Regions from separate parts of the Homo sapiens genome. Here region 1 is linked to region 2. The links are chromatin contacts, found by Hi-C in ENCODE. All regions are on one chromosome and are shown on one strand. Each heading gives the region's core, a stretch centred on a gene start or an enhancer-like site at or near the end of the contact. The rest is flanking DNA. Distances are from core to core; before and after follow the strand shown. Region 1 has its middle 30 kb from the start of TMEM14A. Region 2 overlaps TRAM2 (translocation associated membrane protein 2).

Evidence for each region. Hi-C counts contacts between places; a loop is a spot of excess contacts on that map. Pooled maps may share reads with other maps.
Region 1: a map of IMR-90 shows a loop between it and region 2 (2.1-fold over the local background). The contact joins two enhancer-like sites. A Hi-C loop is called at or near these places in 2 of 168 maps with a recorded cell type or tissue (IMR-90 and dorsolateral prefrontal cortex) and 8 of 50 pooled maps.

What each region holds. Positions count from the first base shown.
Region 1 is chr6:52,637,461-52,645,287 of GRCh38, forward strand. No RefSeq gene overlaps it. Among named protein-coding and RNA genes, the nearest start is that of TMEM14A, 30 kb to the right of the region's middle. Within about 2 kb of position 5,076, at least 2 of the 41 ENCODE cell types and tissues checked have a DNase peak (open chromatin) inside an H3K27ac peak, as active enhancers do.
Region 2 is chr6:52,510,074-52,517,748 of GRCh38, forward strand. It overlaps TRAM2 (translocation associated membrane protein 2), which reads right to left. Exons shown (of 11, transcript NM_012288.4): 3 at 6,555-6,664; 4 at 5,933-6,049. Among named protein-coding and RNA genes, the nearest start is that of TRAM2, 63 kb to the right of the region's middle. RefSeq lists an enhancer at 7,534-7,583. Within about 2 kb of position 2,323, at least 19 of the 41 ENCODE cell types and tissues checked have a DNase peak (open chromatin) inside an H3K27ac peak, as active enhancers do.

The sequences.
Region 1 (7,827 bases), core at 3,826-6,325, 130 kb after region 2:
ATGAAGTTCTGAAACAGGCAAATGCAATCTATTGCAAAAGAAATCAGGACAGTGGTTTCAAGTGGGGCAGGGAGTGGACAGAGATTGACTGGGATGGCATGATGGAAATTTTGGGAGTTATGGCAATATTCTATATCTTAATGGGATGTGGGTTATACAGATGTATGCAACTGTTGAAACTTGTCCAACTGTATATTTAAGACCTGTCGTTTCACTATATAAAAATTATACTTCAACAAAAATAAGGAAAATTAAAAAGAAACAAAATCTAAATCTTTTTATTATGAAAGTTTTCAAGCACACAAAAAAGTAGAACGTATACTGTACTGAGCACTCAGTCATATTTGAGTAATCACTTGCTAGCTTCAGTTATTGGTAATAAATTGCTTAAGACATAGGTCCCAACAGTTCCCTACATGTTTGTGAGCCAAGAATGATTGAATGTTCACTTTCTAATGAAAGGCCTTTCTTCTCCCCTTGACAGGTCTCATGATTTGGTAGCATTTTCTTGCCTTCTCAGGGATTTCAATGGAATATCAGAATTTGACTCATTGAGATCTATTGAATAAATTTGGTCATTTTTAAATATCAGCGGGGCGTCATCTTTTAGGGCTTTTCCACTAGTAAACATTGCCTTTTAGAAGAAGATACCCAGGACTAATTATTTATTCTAAAATAATCTCAATATTTTTGCTATTTCACCAAGCAAAGAATTACAGCGATAGTTTATACTAATACTTCTCTGCATCATGTTTTAGAAGATAAATGAATAGAGAGAACGAGGCAGATTTAGGTTAGAATACTGTTTTTACCAATTGTTTTCTATGTGACTCTGAATAAGTTTCTTTTCTTTTGTTTTTCTTTCTTTTTTTTTTCTTTTTTTTTGAGATGGAGTTTCACTCTTGCTGCCCAGGCTGGAGTGCAATGGTGCGATCCCAGCTCACCGCAACCTCTGCCTCCCAGGCTCAAGTGATTCTACTGCCTCAGCCTCCTGAGTAGCTGGGATTACAGGCATGTGCCACCATGGCCGGCTAGTTTTGTATTTTTAGTAGAGGCGGGGTTTCTCCATGTTGGTCAGGCTGGTCTTGAACTCCCAATCTCAGGTGATCTGCCCGCCTCGGCCTCCCAAAGTGCTAGTATGTCCAGAATTGGTTCCTTCAGGTGGGTTCTTGGTCTCGCTGACTTCAAGAATGAAGCCGCGGACCCTCGCCGTGAGTCTTACAGTTCTTAAAGATGGTGTGTCCGAAATTTGTTCGTTCAGATGTTCAGATGTGTCCGGAGTTTTTTCCTTCTGGTGGGTTCGTGACTTCAGGAGTGAAGCCACAGACCTTCGCAGTGAGTGTTACAGCTTTTAAAGGTAGTGCGGACCCAAAGAGTGAGCAGCAGCAAGATTTATTGTGAAGACCAAAAGAACAAAACTTTCACAGTGTCGAAGGGGACCTGAGTGGGTTGCCGCTGCTGGCTCGGGTGTCCAGCTTTTATTCCCTTATTTGGCCCCACCCATGTCCTGCTGAATGGTCCACTTTACAGAGCGCTGGTTGGTCCACTTTTTTTTTTTTTTGAAACAGAGTCTCGCTCTGTTGCCCAGGCTGGAGTGCAGTGGCACGATCTCAGCTCACTGCAAGCTCCGCCTCCTAGGTTCACGCCATTCTCCTGCCTCAGCCTCCCAAGTAGCTGGGACTACAGGCGCCTGCCACCACGTCCGGCTATTTTTTTTAATATTTTTAGTAGAGACGGGGTTTCACCGTGTTGCCAGGATGGTCTCGATCTCCTGACCTCATGATCCGCCCACTTGGGGCATTTTACAGAGTGCTGATTGGTGTGTTTACAAACCTTTAGCTACACAGAAAAGTTCTCCACGTCCCCACCCCACCCAGAAGCCCAGCCAGCTTCACCTCTCACTGGGACTATAGGCATGACTACTGTGCATGGCCATGAATAAGTTTCTTAATCTTTCTGACCCTCAGTTTCCACATCGATAGGCATAAGAATACCTATCTCAAAGTGTCATAAAAAGGATTAAATACTGTCTGTGAAAATGTCTCATGTCTGTAATCCCAGCACTTTGGGATGCCAAGTCTGGAGGATCCTTTGAGGCCAGGAGTTCAAGAGCAGCCTGGGCAACTGTCTCTACCAAGAAAAAAAAAAAATTAGCTGGGCGTGGTGATCCACCTGTAGTCCCAGCTGCGTGGGAGGCTGAGGCAGGAGGATCACTTGAGCCTAGGAGTTGTAGGCTGCAATGAGCTATGATTGCATCACAGCACTCCAGGCTGGGTGACAGAGGGAGACCTGTCTCAAAAAACAAAAAACAAAAACAAACAAACAAAAAACAGAAAAAAAGAAAATGTCTTGGTATATGCCAGGAACTTAGTAAATAGTACTACCTTCTCTTAACTCCTTAACAGAAGGTAAGAATGAAGAACATTCCTTCCTCTGTATTTCAGAAGTAGGTACACTCTTTGGGGGAATTTATACAAGTCCAATTTGAACTCTTTTACAGGTGAGGTTGGGAAGGATGGGTCAAGGTAGGTGGGGATGGGTGAGGGGTGAGATATCCTTACCTTTTATCTCCCTAGAACATCATGAATATTTTATAACTACTAATGATGAAAATATTGTTTGTACTCTCTATTTTTCTCTGTGAAAGGGTGTTTGGAAAGTCATTTCTTGTTGTTATGTTTGGTTTCTAGTGCTCCCTGGGAAGCACTGATCTTGGATTTGGCTGCTGTGTGGGAGACCAGTGTTCCTCTTAGCTGATGGTGGAGACTCACGTCAGTGCAGGCTGCAGCGATGACTCTCAAACTGTGAACAATGCTCCCCAGTGTGTGCACGGGAGGGCCAGCATATGGAGACCTCGCGGAGAGCCAAACGCGGGCTCTCTGCACTTCCTTCAGTTTTGTTTAAATACAGGATCCGGTTTGCCTTTGTCACCCGCTGTAGCACCACCAGGCTTCATTCACTGTGAAGCCTTGCCAGATCTCTGTAATAAATTACCTGGGAGGCCAAGGCGGGAAAAGAGGAAAGAACAAGGTAAAGCGCTTTGAAATCTGACTTTCTCCCTGGAGTGTTCAGTGTTGCCTATTTAGAAGGTGCAGGGTTGTGCTAAGGTGTGTGCTGGGAGCTTTGTAGGCTAAAGTTTGTAGAAAAAGTTTGGTTCATTTCAGTCATCACTTACAAATTTTTTCTATTAAGTGTTTAAGATTTCCAAACTTAAAAAAAAAAAAAAACAGGTTCAGAGTATTTTTAAAAAGGCATTGGTCATTTGTACAGCTTACATTTCACTAAATCTTTACAACAATTTTGAGAGGTAGGTAATACTAGTATCCCTCATTTTATACTGAGGAAACTAAGGCTCAAAGAGGCTCAATGCTTGTCTGGTATCATATAGTCAGTAAGGAATAAAACCAAATCTTGAACCCTGGCTTCCTGGCTCTGTGTCTTTTCCTAGCAGACTGACCATCAAGGCTGGACATCCCTTTCAGTTCTTTTGAGAACAGACTAGTTGGCTAGATGTGAAGAAAACAAGCTTTGGAGTAATCTTCCCTCTGCACAGCCTGTGATATTGGGATCCAGTGAGTGACGGTGAGAGGTGGAGATGTATGAACGAGACCTGAGACGTTGGACCTGAACATCACAGCAATCACTTGCAGGGCTAAGATTCAGGGCCAGCTGTCCATGGATTCTCCCGAGTTGGATCGTCTTTCACACACCTGCTTCCTGAGGTTACATCTCTTTTCCAGCCTAGGAGCAACCAATAAAGAGCAGAGAGCAAAGAAAAGCAGACACACAAATCATCTCTAGACTATGTCAAGGGTATCCCCAAAATGGGAAAGAAATTCATGAATGTACACACAAAATGTCACGTATTTTTGTTTTACATTAAAAACACTGTGTCCCAGAAGTAAGGAGTAGAATGGTGGTTGCCAGGAGCTGAGGGGTTGGGGACATGGAGATGCTGGTCAAAGGGTACAAAATTTCAATATGCAGAATGAATGAGTTCTGGAGAGCTAATGTACAGCATGGTGACCATAGGTAATCATGTGGTATTATATTGTGACATTTGCTGAGAGTAGGTTTCAAATGGTCTCACCACAAAAAGGAAAATGGTAACCATGTGAGGTGATGTTTATGCTAATTAGCTTGATTGTGGTAATCATTTCACAACATGTATGTATATCAAAACATCTCATTGTACACCTAAATATATACAATTTGATTTGTCAATTGTACATCAATAAAGCTGGAAAAATGTATTCAATCCTATATAATAGATTGGGAAATTACATAGCCATATCTGATTATGAATTCAGCAAAGCTTTTAAATATGTTTTTATTTTACTATTCACAAGAGCACCTTGGTGCATTTGAAATTAAATCCTTCAATGTGGAGAAAACAAAACACTGTCTCACTGAGCACAAAGCTTGTTCAATATTTTTGTCAGCGCGATGTATTTTTGTTAGCAATGTTGACCACTGAAATGATTTCCTTAGCAGATAATTTTCCAGTAAACCTCCCACATCATTGCAAACTTCCTGTTCCCAGCTGCTCTTCCTCTTCTTAAGCCCCTCATTATAGGCAGTAGGAGAGCTGATAATCAGCAGAAAATTAAGCTGGCAGGGTGTGTGCTTAAAGGCGTCAATTTCCAAGGGAAGGAAGTGTTCATTTTGTTTTGTTTTATTTTGTTTTTATGAAGCATTGCTTTTTACTTGTGTTGTGCCTTTTGAACTTAAGCATTATTTTTTGACAATGGAGACTTTTGGTTTAGTGCAGTTCTCTGTAACTGGACAGTACTCAATAGAAATTGTTGAATTGAATGTTTAACATATGCTTCTCTTTGACCAAATAAGGAATATTTTATGGGCCATTTTTCATTTTAGATGAGCTTATAGGAATAGGCACTCTTTGGAAATTGGAGAAATTAATTCTTAGGGAGTGTAGTCCAAGTTTAATTCTGGGTCTTTGAGTGATACTTTTAAAACAAGTGCCTTTGACCCTTGATTAAGTACAAAATAAGCACATAGCTAATGTAAACCTCTTAAATCAGTGGTTATCAGGCTTGGCTGCACAGTGGAATAACCTCAAGTGGGATGTGTGGGAGAATTAAAAAAAAATACTGCTGCCCGGGTCTCAGACTCAGAAATCCTTATGTAATTGGTCTAATCTACAGCCTGTCTTCAGGGTTTTTAAAAGCTTCCCAGGAGATGCTAATGGATAGCCAAAGCTGACAACCATTGTCTTTAATGAATGAACACATTTAATCAGCCTGTACTAAGTACTAGGCACTGACGCTAGGCACCTGTTTCTGTTATCTTTTATTAATGTGGAAATTGGCACTCATAGAAGTTGATTTGTTTACCATCACAGAGCAGAAAACTGTTGAAGATGGAAAGCAAACAACAACAACAAAACCTAACAGTCCTATGGCCTCCCCACATTCTTTGCCATTTACATCATAGTAGTTAAAAAATATGCTGGTGACTGCAAAAGCCAATGTATCAACCTTTAAAATGAAGAAATAATGAAATGAAAACTAACTTTGTTGAAGATTAGGACAGTCCTTGGGATGGTATGTGATATAAGTTTTAAACTCTGTGTAAAAATAAAACCTGAGTGCAAAGCCTGTTGGATATATGTCTACTTCTGCCACATTCTATTTTCCAAAACCCAGCAATATCTTCTATTGAATTGGAAATTGTAGACTAATGTTAAGAAGGGCCTAATGTCAGCCCTCACTGCATTGGGCACCAGAGATGTGTTTAGTCACTGAGAAGCAGGACCTGGATAACTGCCACAGAGAAAACAGGGGCTGAGCTGTCCACACAGTGAAACTCACAAGGCACACAATGGCAAAGTCAGTTCATCCAAAGGACCTGTTGTAAACTGCTAGGCTGCGGCACTGAGATTGTGTGTCAGTTACAGATATCCAAGCTGCTTTGAAATCCAGGGAGCAGCTAATCAGTTAAAAAGCGTTCAACTGAGAAAAAACAAAACTTCAACCATACCCAACTGTGACTGTGATGGAGAAGATTAGCGCCTATCTGAAGGTGGTTTGTGACATTAATGTGTGTGTGTGCTGTGTAGGTTTGGTCTGAATAACCCCTTATTCACAGCACCATGATTCAGGTGCCCTGTCAATGCTTCCTTCTTCTCTCTAAATTCTCCTCCTTCAAGGTCTTGCCTCCATCCTCAAACAGTGTTGGTCCATCTGCTGATAAACATATGGAATAAGCAGGACTTGTAGACATTTTTAGACCCTATCTGGAGCAGTGAGAACTGTCTATTTCAGAAAAAGATAGAGACAAAAGCAGATGCAGAAAGGGAGGCAGACACAAAGAATGAAAGTGCCAAGTAAAGAAAGTGACAGGCAGGTTCTTGGAGACTGAGGTAGAGAAGCACAGACAGGATAAGACAGAGAAAAAATAAGGCAGAGACAGGGAGAACCCCAAAAAGAGAGAGAATAGAAAGAAACAGAGGTAGAAACTCTTGAGAAAGCTAGGCAGACAGTAATGACAGCTTCAACCGGTCAGTATTGGAGGGAGAGAGGAATAGAGAGAGGTAGCAGAGGAAGTCAGATAGGAGACAGCGGTAGTCCAAGAGAGACACATTCCGAGCAGAGGCAGACAGGGTGAAAGGGAGATGGAGGTCAGCAGAGAGCTAATGCCAGGCAGGAGTATGGAAAGTTTTGTGTGCATTTCTCCTAGAGAAATGAGAAATGGGACTGGTTTGCCAGGAGAGACAGCCTTTCCAGTCAGGACTCTTGAAGTGTATGATTGTAGTCATCCTAAATGGAAATGGGATTCCTTCCTCCCCAAGCCCATTCCTGCTCCATCTGGAGGGCAGTCTGGTGAATGTGGTTTTCTATGCTGGTATTCTGGGCCGTAGGAGGGCCTCACAGAACTGCAGAATGTTGGAACTGAGATCTGCATGGTAGATGTGTGTGGTTTCTTGGCCAGCCCCTCTTCACTTACCCTGTTTCCAGGAACGGCCTCCAATGTTTGTGGGGGATCCACCCTTCCCCACTTTCCATCCCTGTGGTTTTTGTGGAGTTGACAGTCCCTCCCTACCACCTCGCATTCCAGGGATGGTGTCCGACCCAGGACTGGCATATGATCCAGAGTGTCAGTTTCTCCTGTGGTCAGTGATTGGTTCAGGGATAAGAACATAACTCAGTCTCATTTTGGAGGGTCTGTTTGGGCTTCTGAGTTTGCCCTCAAATCCACATTTGAACCATGGAGACATGTTGGCTGGTACTGGGGCTGCCATCTTGCCGCCATGCATGGTCTGAAATGAAGCCAAACACATGGAGCAGTAGAGAGTAAAATAAAGAACAACTTGGTTCATGTGGCCTCTTTGGAACACTGTTCAAACTGTTTCTGAAGTTAGAACTATCTCTAGATTTTATTTGCAAGAGCCAATAGAGTAACTTTTTGCTTAACAGTTTAAACCAGTTTCAGTTGGATTTTCTGTCACTTGCAACTAAATCCTAACTGATGTAACGTCTTAGATACCATGCATCACCACATTTTATAGAAACTGAGTTTAAGTAATTCATCTAAGACTATGGCTAGTTAGTGGCAGGATATGAACTAGGTTTTTTCTACTATGTACCCCCTTAAACCCACTCTTTCATTCTCTCCACTTTATTTTATTTTTAAATTAAGATATAGGGCTCATTTCAAATATATGTTTTTACTCCAGTGACTTCATAAGTTCTAGAAATGCTAGCCCTAAGCAAAATTGCCACCTGATATGGTTTGGCTGTGTCCCCACCCAAATCTCATCTTGAATTGTGGCTCCCACAATTCCCATGTGTTGTAGGAGGGACC
Region 2 (7,675 bases), core at 1,073-3,572:
GAAAAGCCTACTTTGGCTTTTCACAGCCTGCTGAATAAAAAACATGGCAGGACCCCATAGGCCTCACCATGCAGCTGGACTCTGACACCTACCACACTGTGTCATTACTGTCAGTTGTTTCCATTACTCTTGCAAGTCCCTTCACACTAGGGCCTTTTCTTGCCTATCTTTAGAATTCTAACATGTAGTCCAGCACCTTATATGGGGTGGGGATGGCAACATGAAAATCCTTCCATCACAAAACATCTAGAAATGCTGGGTGAAATCTAATGAATATTCTTTTAAATGCAAAGAGCTGAGCTCACAGTAAGAAAGGGAAACCCCCTGGGACCCAAAGGGAGAGGGAGGCTAAAAGGCAGAGCAGTAAAGTGACACTGTAGCAGCCCAAAAGGCACTAGTTATGGGCCAGGGTTTTTGTGCCCATGTGAGAACAGAAGATGGTGCCTTGGGAGGTGGAACCCAAGACCTTGTATAAGACCAGGACCTCTGAAAGGCCACAATCTCAGAGAAAGGAAAAGACTAGAAAGTGTTTGCTGACCAACACAGGGAAATGAAGATGTCTGCTCAGCCCATACCCAAGGTGAAAACAAAATCATTTATTCTAAAAATCTGCAACCTCAGGTTCACTCTGAGTTTGGAGGTGAAATATACTACCTGTGTGATCCAAAAGCCGCCAAGGTAAGAAATTAGAATTAATAGTGTGGTGGGCCAGTGATACCCTGGGGACATACCCTCATCCAAGGATGCTCCACAGATAAAACCTTGCTAAAGATGAATTTATAATCCAAGAGTACAAAGCATGGGAAGAAATAATCTACCACAAGCAAGAGTCAGCTGAAACTACAGGAGTGCAATACACACCAGTTGGTTGAATGAATGAATGATGAATGCTTTGGGCAATTTCTCTCTTCTGAAGAAAGGGCTCTTATTTGTCACTCAGAGAAGGCAGAGCAGATTAGATTAGGATGACTTCATTTTAGAAATGGGAAAATGAAAAAACAGATAGGAAGGATCTCCTGAAATAAGATAGTTTTGTTTTGTTTTTTTGATATGGAGTTTTGCTCTTGTTGCCCAGGCTGGAGTGCAATGGCACGATCTCAGCTCACTGCAACCTCTGCCTTGCAGGTTCAAGCGATTCTCCCGCCTCAGTCCTCCTGAGTAGCTGGGATTACAAGCACGCAACACCACACCCGGCTATTTTTTGTACTTTTAGCAGAGACGGGGTTTCACTATGTTGACCAGGCTGGTCTCAAACTCCTGACCTCACTTGCCTCGACCTCCCAAAGTGCTGTGATTACAGGCGTGCACCATTGCGCCCAGCCAAGATAGTTTTTCAGTAGCACAGCTGAAATCCGAGTTGGGCCACAAGCCTTCTGGTCCAATAACTTCAGGCTAGGTTGCTTCAGTAAATCAGAAAATCAGCTGAGCTGGTGGCTTTGATGAGAAGGCTGAGAACCTCAGATGTTCACACTGGGATTAAAGGCAGAGGTTTTACAGTGCTCAGAATGAGGCCAACAGGGTTTAGTAAGAAGCATTCTAGGTTATTGTCTATTAGGATCTTTAGTTGTATTTCCAAGTGAGGGCTGATCCACCCACCTTTGAGTCACTAAACGCCCTGTGACCTATCAGCATGCCTTTCGGGTATAGTCCACGGCCCTAATCCCACAAACTTGGGCCTCCATGAGCACAATAACCTGACTGATAAGTCCTTTTATCGGATACATCTATACCACTGTAGTCACAGTCACCTGGATTAGAAGGAAATGATCTCACTTCGAACTTACATGGCCTCATTTCTAATCTCTTCTCACTACCACTCTCTCCTCCCTGGGTCACGTGCCGATTGAGGAATAAAAGTGGATGAGGCTCTCGGGTGGTGGCGTGTGTGGTGGCGGTGACAGTTGTGAGCTCTCTCAAATACACTGCTTCTATCACCTCTACCCACCCACTCTGTCGGGCATACGCCTGCCTTCATCAGCTCTCCTGCCCCAGGCTACCTCATTCCAGGGACATCAGAAAGGTGAGAATGTCTCTTCCTAGAGGAAGCAGGAATGTACTTAGCAGGAAAAATGGTACTTCTGAAACTGAGGTGGGAGAGAAAGTTTTGCCCAAACAAGACTCGCCAAGAAAAGCAGCACTGAGAGCAATGTAAAGCCCAGAAAATCTCGTGATTTTAAACAGGAACGCTCCTTGGCTTGGCCTCTTACTTAGAGACAAAGAGGTCAGAACTTTGAAGCCAAAAAGCAAAGAAACTCCCCAGAAAAATGTTGCCTGCTTGTGAATGTCCAGTCCACGGGGACTGGAGGAGGAAAAGGGTGGAGGGAGGAGAGCAGGGGGAGCCAGAGGAAAAATGACTCACTGCTCTGAGAACAGCCTTTTCCAGACCTCTGTCCAGGCAGCTGTCTGAAGGAGGACTGAGGCTGGGGCACCCTCTGAGCTCAGGCACGCAAAGCACCTGAGTCCACAGGGGGCTGAGTGTGACCCAGCAAGCACCTGAAACCCACCCCAAATCCCATCCACTGACAGGCCCCAGCAGATGGTTTGGAGAGGCTTTTGAAATCCTTTGTTCTCTCGATTCTACAAATCCACCCATGAGCTAAGCAAGGCCTCAACAAGGTGGAGAGATCCCTCCTGTTTCCCCAGCAGCCTTCCTTTTGGTGTGTGAACAAACACAACCACGAAGAACAGCATAATTCAGATATAGCACAGGCAAGTGCTACATAAATTCAGACATACCTTATATTATTTGACCATCAGAACAACCATGCACTAAAAATCTGCCCTAAAGCAACTAGTCTGTTAGTAGAAACCGGTCCTGGTACAAGCACCAGCATTAAGGACATTCCCTCTACTTGGTTCTAAAATCTACGGTGGATTTTAGGTTCTAAAAGATGAAGCCAAATATAGCAAGGAAGTCAGACAGGGAAGACCAAACGCCCACCCATCCTGCTTTCTCCAGTGGAGTGTTTTTTTTCTTTTTCCCTCAACAATGAGTAGTCGATCAAAGGTAGATTAAAAGTTGGAGGCTGACATTCCTATAAAATTATTGGCGGTCCAGCCACACTCCCACTGCTCTGCCTCTATATATGCAGAGAGAAATGTTTCAATCAAACACCAGAATAATACTGGTATTTCTGGTGGGAGGAATTTGCTTTTTTGAACTTCTCTATATTGTTCACTTTTTAAAAAATGATCATTTATGATATTTATTAAAACAACCAATTCATTACTTTAAAAATGTTGAAGGCTGGAGAGAGAAGATGCATTTGCAGTTTATTCACTCATTCTCATAGCCAACATTTAGTGGGCACTTAGTATGTGCCAGGCACCATACCAGGGATACAGCAGTGAGCACCGTGCCTGCTAGCAGGCAGCTCAGAATCTAGTGGGAGAAACAGAGAATACAGAATACACAATCAAGAGAAGCACCAGCAACAGGCACAGTGCAGAAAATGCAAATTGGTGGGGGGTTCTCTGAGGAGATGGTATTTAGGCAGAGACTTGGATGGCAAGAAGGAGTTGGCCATGGGATGGCAGGGGATGGAGCCCTTGAGCAGAGAAATCACCAGTACAAAGCCCAGGATGCAGAACAGCCAGGCCAAAAGTGGGGGTGTGGCCAGTGAGATGAGACCAGCAAGATTAGCAGGGCCCAGATCACATGAATGGGGAGGAAAAAACGATTTCACTGCAAGTGTGATGGGACTTTTAAGCACGGGAATGTATGGTTTTATTTCTGTTTTAAAAGATCCATCTGGCTGAGCAGAAAATGGATTGGGGTGGGAGGGTACAAGAGTGGAAACAGTCTCCTTCTAGAAAAAAGATATTTAGTGTCTAGGCAAGAGATGATGGTGGCTTGGACTATACAGATCGAGGTTTCTCAATCTTGGCACTATGGCCAGATAGTTCTTTGTTGTGGAGGCTGTCCTGTGCATTAAACGCCATATCGTAGCATCCCTGGCCTCCACCCACTAGATACCAGTAGCATATTGCCAAATGTCCCCTACAGGCCCAAATCTCCCCTGGTCAAAGGTCACTAGACTAGGGTTGGTGGTGCAGGCAGAAAGCAGCAGACAGTCTCAATGTGTTTGGGAGGCAGAGCTGGCAGGACCTGCCGATGAAATGACTGTGGAGAGTGAGAGAAAGAAGAGTCATGAAAAAATTTGCATCATAACAGAAAAATATTATTTTTTTAAAAAAACAAGCTGTTTTTATGCCTTTTACAGAACTACATCTCTTCTTCTTCAATCACTTTCCTTCCAGGAAGCACAGTTCCAACGGAGGAGGGCAAGGAGTCAAATGTTGTTAGGAAGAGTTGGCGGGGGTCGGGGGTCACTGGAGCTTTCCGTGGTCCCCTGGTCTCTGTGCCTATTGAATATGTTGAGTGGGGAACTGGCTCTTCCCAGAATAAAAAACTGTTATGTGCCTCCCCAAGAAAAGCCTATGTGCTCTCAAACTAATTAGCATCATGTTCAAATCCTTGAAGAACTGAGAGAGGCAAAGACAGAGCTGTTGAGCATTTCACACCCTGGAAGGCGTGTTAAGCAACTTGGCTCTAGCCTCCAAATCTGGTCGCCACGTGTCACAGCTGGGGTGGAATGTTTGGGGGTGAAGTTGAAAGGGTAAAAGTGATTCAGAGATGAGGCAATCCTCCTGAACGGCGTCTTTGGTATCTTGAGGCTGTTCTGCTTCAAAGCAGCTTAGGCCTCCGGGGGTGGGCATGAACTGAACGTCAAGGGACTGGGTGTGGTCTGAAACCTGGAAGTCTAGGGACTTGTGTGCATGGCACAACAGCAGGGATGCACTGTTCACACAGTGTCAATCTGCCCCTGGGACTGTGACAGCCTTGCCTGAGAGGACAGAAGTCTTGGGCCCCCCATTTAAAATTCCTAGTATTCTGCTTAGGAAAGCTGCTCTATGATGAAATGATAATAGGAATAAAAACAATGTACAAAAGGACACGTTGACTCTGGCTTTGAGAATAGGAATTCAACATTCAACTCTGGAGACAGAGTTCCTTGTGATGGGAGCGCCCATCACTGTCACTGAAAGAAGAGGAAGAAAGTGAGGGATCTGTGGAAGGCCGGGAAGGAAATCTTAAAGAGGTCACAGGGTTGCTGAATTTTCCAAGACCCAGGCATGGATTTCTCAGGGGGCCAGGTTACAGGAAGGTAGAGCTCCAGGTGGTGGTGGGTACTAACTCAATACTTCCTAGCAGGACAGGCAAGGTCTTGTTACAGGAAACTCCAAAGGACCATCCACATTCCTTTCTATGAGGGAATTTTGCTGTATCAAAGGCTGCTTGAAATAAGAGTCTGTTTACATAGAAAGGAGGGGAAAATTGTCTGGTCCTGCAGGCATTTGTTGAAACGGCATTGACTCTCACAGGATTTGATGAGCTGACAGAGTGAGGCTGGCCTCGTTTATAGAAGGCCAAGGTAGTAAAACAGAGAGTAAGCTGGGCTTGGAACTCTATCTCCAAGTCCAAACTATCCTTTGCTGTTTCAAAACCACAGAACCACAGGCATACTGCAAAATTTGAGCTTGGAACTCTTCAATCTGTAACATGGGTATCAGAATGAACATCAAATGTATCTTATGGGACAGTGTTTGTAGAAGAGCCTTGTAAAACAATACAGTATTATGTAGATACATGGTATCATTACTGCAGTATTGCATAATGATTATAACAAGTGGTGACTGTTGGCCAAGATGACTCTCTCCAGCTATAAAATGGCATCTCTCTGTAATACCATGAGGATGCAAACATAGCTTCAGTTCTAAGAAGCTAAGAAGGTTCTAAGAAACTTGTTCCCCTTAACAGAAAAAGAAAAAGAGCAAGGGGTCCTTTGCAGTCATTTGATTAGCAATCCCAGAGCTGGAATTGCCCCTTGGTTTGAGCTCTCCCGCTTCAGCAGTCCTGAGAATGGCTCACCGTCACCACCACGTAGAAGCACCAAATCACCGAGGTGAAATGAAAGACGACCAGCTGTCCAGATTCATTGAACTTGCTGTGTTTGACTTTGGAGAGATGAAGCCGTTTGCTGATTTTCTAAAGAATAAAGAAAACCCCTCATATTAATATACAAATGTATCCATATTGGGCAGGTTTCAAACTCTTGTATTCTCCCCACAGAAGGGTTGAACATCGTTAGAAGTTTGCAGCTGGCCATAATCCAAGTCATTTGGTGTAAGCCTACTGCGTGCATACAGTGCTTGGTCTAAGGCAAGCATTTTGAGAAAGTGGCAAGATGAATGTCTCTAGCCTATGTGTAAAGAAAATAACCCCAATTACTCAATGTGCCCCAGACCCATAAGGACACCATCTCCAGACAGCTTTCTCTCTGTGTAATAAATACTGCTGTCCCATGTGCTGATTAAAGGAGGCTGTGAACAGAAACCAAAGTGTGGTGAAGGAAGCCCAGGCAATAGACCCAACCAGTGCAAGCAAGTTGGAGGATGAATGGGTGCAGAGCTGCAGTTTCCTCCAAGGCCAGGTCCTCCACCCCAAGGCACCTCCCCAGCTTCTGATCTCAGAATCCAGACATGTCACTTACATCTAAAATGTACTCCTGAACCACAGCATGCAAGATGATGGTGATGAAGATGTAGAACAAGATTGTGACCAGGTCCTTAGGGCCATAGTGGTAGTGCACGGTCTCACTGTCTGTGGAGGTAATAAAAGTCCCATCAGCATCCCTGGGGGAAGGAAATACTCTGGGACCCAAAACTGAAATGAGATGGGAGGCGAAATGCGCCATCAAATGCTACCCGTTTGCTATAGCCTCAGACTCAGAAGAAGGTTTCTGCCCCAGAATCCTGCCCACCCTCTGGTCTTAGCACTTGGAAGCACCAATGGAGATGGCTAAGGAGAACCAAGTGCATGGCTGTATTGTCATAACAGTATCTCCTGAGTCTGTGCAGCAGAGCACAGTGGTTATAACAGAGCCAGGGTTAGAGACCACCAATCCCCATCACTGGCTCTATCACTCCCTAACTGTGTGACTGTGGATAAAGGACTAACCTCTTTGAGCCTCAGTTTCCTCCCCTGTAAAATGGGACTATAGTTATGCTTTCTCAAGAAAGCACCGCGTAAGGGCTAAATGTGGACTCAGAAGCTGGACTCTTCAGTTTGTATTGCAGCTCTGTCCTATGTGACCCAGGGGTATCTCCATGTGTGACTTTTCTGTACCTCAGTTTTCTCATCTGAAAAATGAGGACAACATTTCCTGCATAGTAAGTTTATTATGAGAATTAAATGAATAAATGCGAAGTGCTTAGAACAGTGTCTGGCACATAGTTAAGTGCTATATATGCACTTGCTATTATTTTTGTTGTTGGGCTAGTGCAAGGATCAAATGAGATAATTTGCTTACAACAGTACCAACAATTTACAGTAAGTCTGCAATAAATGGTGGCTTATTAAAATACAATTAAATAGTAATAAATTAGACAACATCCCAGGTATAGAAATCTTGTGAAACTCCGCCATTGCAGCCTGTGGACAGAGGAGAATCTGCATCCTTGCTCCAGTCAGTGGGCAGCAGGCTGCGGGGCTGTGAGCCTGGTGGCCGTGTGCCTGGGTCTGGGCTGCTCTCTGCAACCCCCACCTCCACCAGGCAAATGGCTGCTCTCCAGCTGTGCTGCATTCGCTCTGAGTCACACACACATGAGTCAT